2 separate regions of the Mus musculus genome follow, and region 1 is linked to region 2. Evidence: chromatin contacts called from ENCODE POLR2A ChIA-PET data. All regions are on one chromosome and are shown on one strand. Each heading gives the region's core, a stretch centred on a gene start or an enhancer-like site at or near the end of the contact. The rest is flanking DNA. Distances are from core to core; before and after follow the strand shown.

Region 1 (3,258 bases), core at 263-2,762, 44 kb before region 2:
GGTCACGGTCAATGAGGTAGGCCCCGGTCTCATCCTGTGGAGGAGATGACCACAGGAAGTGAGGGGTGTGCAAGCTTCCCCAAGCCAGCCACCCCCACCCCTCCTAACACACACACACACACACACACATACACACATACACACACACACACATAAACTCAAGTCACCACAGGCTGGCTGGAAGAATGGCTACAGGGAGAGAGGAAGCAGGAAGAAAGCAGTAAGGATCTGGGTTCGAACCCTGCCTCTGCCTTTTCCAGGCTGTGTGACCTTGAGCCAATCATCTGGCCTCTGGAGCGTTGCTTCTTTCTCCCATAGTCAGAGGATTAGATGTGAGTATAGAGGGTGACCGGATTCCTGAGTGGCCCCTTACCTCTCTCTCAGCACAGGACCCAGTGAATTTCCCTCTTAGGAAAGTTTCCCTCTTGGAGGCTGTGTACCGCGCCCACCCCCACCCCCAGCCAACCCCACTATTCACTAGATGTTTGCAAGTTTCCAAAGAAGCTGCACTCTGATTGGACAAGTGCAGCCTGCAGGGAGGACTGGGATCTGGACAACCCAGCACAGAAGACGGAGACATCAAGGGACAGGGGACTCACCCAAGGGCACAGTGTAAGAGGGCCACAGAATGGGGGACAGGGGACTTTGACAAGCCAACTCCAGAGGCCTTGCACACTAGGAGGCCAAAGTCAGAGAGCAGGGAAGTTCCCCTCTCCTCCCGATTCCTCCCTGGTCATTTGGGAATTTGGCAGGAGAGCAGGGTGAGCCCACAAGTGATAGCTCCAAAGCCAGTGCTCTTCCCTACATTAAGCCCAGCTCCAAGACACCCAGGCCTCCTCCATCTAGTTCCTTGTACCCTTCAGCTGCCCACACCCTAAGGGCGGGGAGAAGCAGCCGCATCAACTCCTTTAAGAGTCAGCCAGGGCAGTAAGGCAGGCCCGGTTTGTTGGTCCCTCCCCAGCGCTCCACAGTAAGGAAGCGTCCCGGATCTGGGGCAGCTCTCCAAAGCTCTAAATGGCTGCGGCCTGTGCTGTCCCGTTGCCACGGCAATGGGTATAGCTATTCCTCTCGGCTCCTCTTCCTCCCCCTCCTCCTGCCTCGGCTCCCCGCCTCAGAATCCTAGGAAAGCCAGAGGCCGAGGGACGCGCAGGCGGGACAGCCCGGGAGCGCGGGGCCAGGACCCCCCTGTCAGCGGGCTCAGGGCTCACCCTGTCCGATTGAAGCTCTTCGCCCTGACACAGGCGGCTGAGGAAGGACTTCTGCTCCCGACACAGCGTCTGGCGGGTGGTCAGGAACACCGTGCCCCCCACGTTCAGCCGCACCCACTTGCCCCAGCCGCCCCCGGGGCGGCCGCCCGCCCCCACCGGTGGCGCTGCCTCCCCGGCCTCCATCCTCATCGCCGGCCGCGTTGTCTGCATCCTTCCCTCCGCACGCCGCGGGCGAGTACCAGGTGCAGGGCATGCCGGGAGCTGTAGTCTGGAGCCAGGGCTGGGATGCTCTGCGCTTGTCCTGGTGTTGCTCGGACAGCACGTCCCGCCCCACATTGCCTTTCTTGGTGATCTATCATCTGGTCTCTCCGTGTGGCCAGACTGCTTGGTTTGCAGAAGGCCCTGCGAAAACAGTGATTTCCTCATTGGCTATCCCCCCCCATTTGTTCTGCTTTGTACGGGGGCCCCAGCTGAGGAATACCTGACCTGAGAAGAACTTTCTTCCTCCAGAAATTCCTATATTTACCTGAACCTACTTTTAAAAATAGGCGCACGCGCCTGTGTGTGAGCATGTGCGTGTGTGCATATGCGTGCATGAGCCACATCAGCAGTGTTTCTTTTTTGTCCCGTGTGTGGCAAAGACCACGGGGATGAGGTATAGTCACCACCTCTTCCTAAATTCTTTGAGGATATGTAGTTGGGCTTAGGGCTGGCTGAACGTTTCTGTGTGCCAGAAGCTGTGTGAGCATACATATGACTCCTTTAAGCTTCCTGCATCCCTGCCGGGTTGCTCTGGATGCCAGTCTTGGTCTAGTCTGAATGCTACGGAGTCTGCTTAAAGAGTGAACGTTCAGAAGATGAAGTTCAGGTACTGGCTTCTCTGGTGCCACTTGGCTTCCATATGTGCTTGACCTGAAGCTTGGAGATGAGGCATGGATCGGCTCTACAAAGTGGGGAAGGGGAGTTTTAGAATAGCCCCCTCCCCCATGATGCTGAGATGCCCAGGCCCCCCAGATGCCTTTCCTTGATGGGAGTGTGGGGTGTGCAGCAGGACTGGGGAGGCTCCAAAGCTCTCAGCAAAGGAGGAATGGGCTTAGGGTTTGGAAATGGTCACTCTAGCATTGGCATTCAAGGTGATTGCTGGGCTAGCAGAATGGAGAGGAAACAGGGGAGGGGGAGGATCCTGTTTGGGGGACATGGTCACTGCTGTTCTCACCCCACTGTTCAGTGAGTTCCTGAGGACAGTTGTTCCTTTTAGGACAACACAGCAGGTACAAAAAGACCTGACTTAGGGATGGCCTAGTTTCACTTTCTGTTGATGTAATATTAACATCCTGCCAAAAGCTAACGTAGGAAGAAAATGGTTTATTTGGCTCATAATTCCATATGAGCTCTTTGCTATAGGGAAGTCTAGGTTCCAGGACCTCGAGGCAGCTAGCCACATCCACAATCAAGAGCAGAGAGAGAACAAATGTATGCTTGTACTCAGCTCACTGTCTCCACTCTTACACCGTCCTGGGCTGAAGCCTAGGGAATGGTGTCTCCCACAGTGGGCTGTGTCTTCCCACATCAATTAATGTAATCAAGACAATCTCCTACAGTCATGCCCACCTGATTCAGACAATTCATCACTAGCTCTCTTCACAGGTGATTCTAAACTGTGTCAAGCTGACCCATCACTGGGGAGGTGAGAGGGGCAAACCCCTTGCAAAGGATGGAGGTCAGATCTTCCTCCTTCGGGCTGCACATATACCTGTGATGTCCTCCAGGCAGGGCCCTGTTATAAGTACCTGGCCACAGACACCAAAAGCATCCATCAGAGATAAGTTCATTGAGCACCGTGCTCTCAAGACCACACTCTTGGTGTGCCATCGCGATCAGGGTGATGACGGCAGCCACCAGGACAGCAGGTACTGTTCACTGAGAGCTTTCCTGGTTCAAGTGGTGCCCACACATGGGCCGTCCTCATTCCGGGACTCTCAGATATGGATCCTACTTTTCCATGCCTCTCTTACAGTAGATAAAAGGAGGCTCAGGGACTGTGGGACAG
Region 2 (3,462 bases), core at 757-3,256:
TACCTGCAGGACTTCTCTGGCTATGAACTCCCATCCTGAGGACCTGAAGAAGGGGGCATCCAGATCCAGCTCGAGAGATGCCAGGGAGACCTTCCGAGAGGGATGTGTCGGGGAGGAAGGCCAAGACTCCAGGTCCCCAGAGCAGAGGACAGTGCCTCTGAGCAAGAAGGACAGCGTCATTCCTGAGAACATCCGCCACAAATTTGGGAGCAAGATGGTGGACCAACTGATCTCTGAGGATCAGGTGACAAAGCCAGGGACTCACTCGGGAGACGACGTGGGAAGGAAGGTTGTCCTTAGAGGCTTTTAATGAGGATTCAAAACCCATTCTTACAAAAGGTCCTTATACTGTTAGACCTGCTTCTTTCAAGGCTCTCAGGTCTACCTTCCACCCCTGTGTTACAAGTAGGAAAATAGAAGCCTAGAGGGTCCCAAGACCTGCCAAAGTCAAGAGCCTGCTCTATGTCAAAACTGATCTCATGGTTTCCTGCTTCATAGGCCCAGCCTTAACCTTGTGGGTCTCAGTTTCCTTCCTGGTATGAGAAAGAAGCTGGTCTCAGTGTCAACTAAGAAGTTTGATTTATGGGATGTCTTAGTATTAGGCAGCAAGTTGGGGCTCTAGGGTTCCTCAACTGTGTAAACTGGGGAAGTCTGGCCTCTTGAAGTCCTGTTTCCTCAACTCTACAATGGTGGGGACAGACTCAGCTTATAAAGAGCCTCTTTCTGATGATGTATACAGTAGGAGCTCAACATGTATAGGATCATTGCTGTCCGCTCATGTCTTTGCCCACTGGGAGGAGAGACTGGATGGGGGAGGTATAGAACTGGCCCTGGGGGCTGCAGCCTGCAGAGAGGAAGGCAGGGTAGGAAGGAGAGGACATTCACTTAACCCTCCTGGTCACTTTGTCTCTTGTCCTTGCCTCCCCCATCAGGCTCGACAGGCCATTGGTGAAATGTTTGAGGGCCAGAAGAGGCCAAGCTCATGGCCTAGCAGGACCCAGAGCCCCATGCAAGCCTCCTCCATTTTCTCAGACTACTATGACCTGGGCTACCACATGCGATCCAACTTGTTTCAAGGTCAGGTTAAAAGGCAAGGGTGGGGTTGTAAAGCATGCTCGGTCCCCTGGACATTGGGCACCAGAGGTCTTTGGGGATTCTGTATCTTAAGGCCCAAAGGCACAATCCTACAGACATCAACTTTACAAGCACCCAAGGCATCCTCCTTGCTGACGTGCCCTGTGGGAATACCAGAATCATCTAGTCCCTGGCAGGTGTGACTTCACATGCAGGTTACAGTGAGGCCCTCCCTCACTAGACACCTATGGTTTTCTAGTCTGCAAACAGGAGGCCTAGGTACTCCAGACCTCTGACACCTTTGTTGATGGTGACAAGAGCAGCTTTATTGGGTTCAAAGGTCAGCTTGGTCACTCACTAGTGGCTGGGGACGACTGTGAACAGGAGGCCTCAGCTCTCTGAACCTCTGTCTCTTCCTTGTGCAACTGGGTTGATAAAGACAAAGTGGTCCTTACTGCTATGGGCAGGATTCCAGGACAGTAGGGTGACAGGTCATTTGTTTTTTGTTTGTTTTTTCCTTCCCTGGAGCTCGATGGTGACATCACCTGCGGAAAATGTGGGATGAAGAGGTGCCCATTTCTAGAAGGATAACTTGGCCCGGCCAGTCCTGTTTGGTTCATGAGTGCCATGGGCTTTGTGTCACAGCTGGGCTTGCAGCCAAGAGCAAGACCCACGATGAGAGGCAGGACTCACAGTGGTGGTCCCTAGGGGTAACAGGATTCCCAGGTCTTCTCTCTAGGATTTGGGGGTACAGAGTGCGTTGCAGGAGCTGCTTCTCTTTGCACCCTTTTCAACTCAGCTTCACTGTCTAAAGTCCACTTTAACTGGCCCTCCTCCCTCCAGCTGTCTTCAGTGCTCCCAGGGTCTGTCTGGCAAGACCTCCTTTCCCTGGCTTTGGGTCCCTGTCACCCCAGGAACCAGACTCACAATGGAAGCCTTTCTGGGTTTTTCTTTGAGCCTGAGGGCTCTTTGTCACTGGCTGGGGGAGGGAAGCTAGATTGGATCAAACTCCTCTTTCTCGGAGACTGGGATTCTCCTTTCCCTGTTCCACACTGGTCACCAAAGAGTTCTTACCTACTCTACACTATAAACTACGTGCATGAGCATAAAAGGATATTGCTTTTAGGGAACCATAGCTCCCCTCATGCGGCCTAGGCGGTGGAAGTGTGTGTGCCAAGGGAGAGCAGGAACCAGCCTCCGCCAACTCCCAAGGCTCACAAGGGTCCATTGTTGGATTTTCCTGAACTGACTGGCATGTAAATGGTATCTTGACACTAGACTGGAGCAGCCTGCACTGGGAGACTGACGCCAGAATGAGGGCTTTGGCCGGCAGCACTCTAAGCATGTGACTGTCTGTGTCCCTGTCAAGGTCCACCTCCTGGGATTCACCTTGGCACTCCCTGCTAGGAGTAGGTGAGGCGTGGCTGCATTGAGGCAGGGGAGAGAAGCCAGACAGGAAAAACAGTCTGGGTCATGGATCCTAGAAAGTCTTTTTCTGGGGTGGAGTAAGAAACTAAGGTAGTGTGGGAGACAGGGGAATGGACTTGTTCAATTTGCATGAAGGTTTGCTCCAGTGCAGTGTGGAGAAAGACACTGGGGATCTGTGAGACCAGATAGGGTAGACACTGGGACAGTAATGAGGAAGGACTGAAGGAGGAACCGATGACTGCAGCCTGATGTGCTTGTTAGCCTTCTGTTATTGCCACATAAATGCCCAGGATAATCAACTTATAAAAAGGTTAGCTAGATGCAGTGATACATGCCTGTAATCCCAGCACTCAGGAGGCAGAGGCAGAGGCAGAGGCAGAGGCGCAGAGGCGCAGAGGCGCAGAGGCGCAGAGGCGCAGAGGCGCAGAGGCGCAGAGGCGCAGAGGCGCAGAGGCGCAGAGGCGCAGAGGCGCAGAGGCGCAGAGGCGCAGAGGCGCAGAGGCGCAGAGGCGCAGAGGCGCAGAGGCGCAGAGGCGCAGAGGCGCAGAGGGGCAGAGGCGCAGAGGGGCAGAGGCGCAGAGGGGCAGAGGGGCAGAGGGGCAGAGGCGCAGAGGCGCAGAGGCGCAGAGGCGCAGAGGCGCAGAGGCGCAGAGGCGCAGAGGCGCAGAGGCGCAGAGGGGCAGAGGCGCAGAGGGGCAGAGGGGCAGAGGGGCAGAGGGGCAGAGGGGCAGAGGGGCAGAGGGGCAGAGGGGCAGAGGGGCAGAGGGGCAGAGGGGCAGAGGGGCAGAGAGGCAGAGGCAGGAGGATTACGGTGAGCTTGAGGACAGCCTGGGCTACCTAGTGAGCACCAGGTTAGCCTTGGTGATAAGAATAAAGTCTTTTTTCAAAGTAGCAAATACAAATCAAAACCGCAAAGAGAGGAAAGCGTTACTAGGCCTTGTGGTTTTGAAGGTCACATAA

Evidence for each region. ChIA-PET counts read pairs that join two places held with the same protein, here RNA polymerase II (POLR2A).
Region 1: POLR2A ChIA-PET joins it to region 2 with 14 read pairs in Patski. The contact joins the promoter of Kctd17 here to the enhancer-like site in region 2. POLR2A ChIA-PET finds 5 or more read pairs at or near these places in 2 of 5 experiments (Patski and embryonic stem cell).

Annotation. Positions count from the first base shown.
Region 1 is chr15:78,426,818-78,430,075 of GRCm38, reverse strand. Kctd17 (potassium channel tetramerisation domain containing 17) reads right to left here and starts at 1,512. Exons shown (of 8, transcript NM_001289671.1): 1 at 1,209-1,512; 2 at 1-34. The coding sequence starts at 1,418.
Region 2 is chr15:78,382,896-78,386,357 of GRCm38, reverse strand. It overlaps Tex33 (testis expressed 33), which reads left to right. Exons shown (of 7, transcript NM_028522.1): 4 at 1-244; 5 at 933-1,077. Among named protein-coding and RNA genes, the nearest start is that of Tex33, 11 kb to the left of the region's middle. Within about 2 kb of position 2,006, at least 1 of the 3 ENCODE cell types and tissues checked has a DNase peak (open chromatin) inside an H3K27ac peak, as active enhancers do.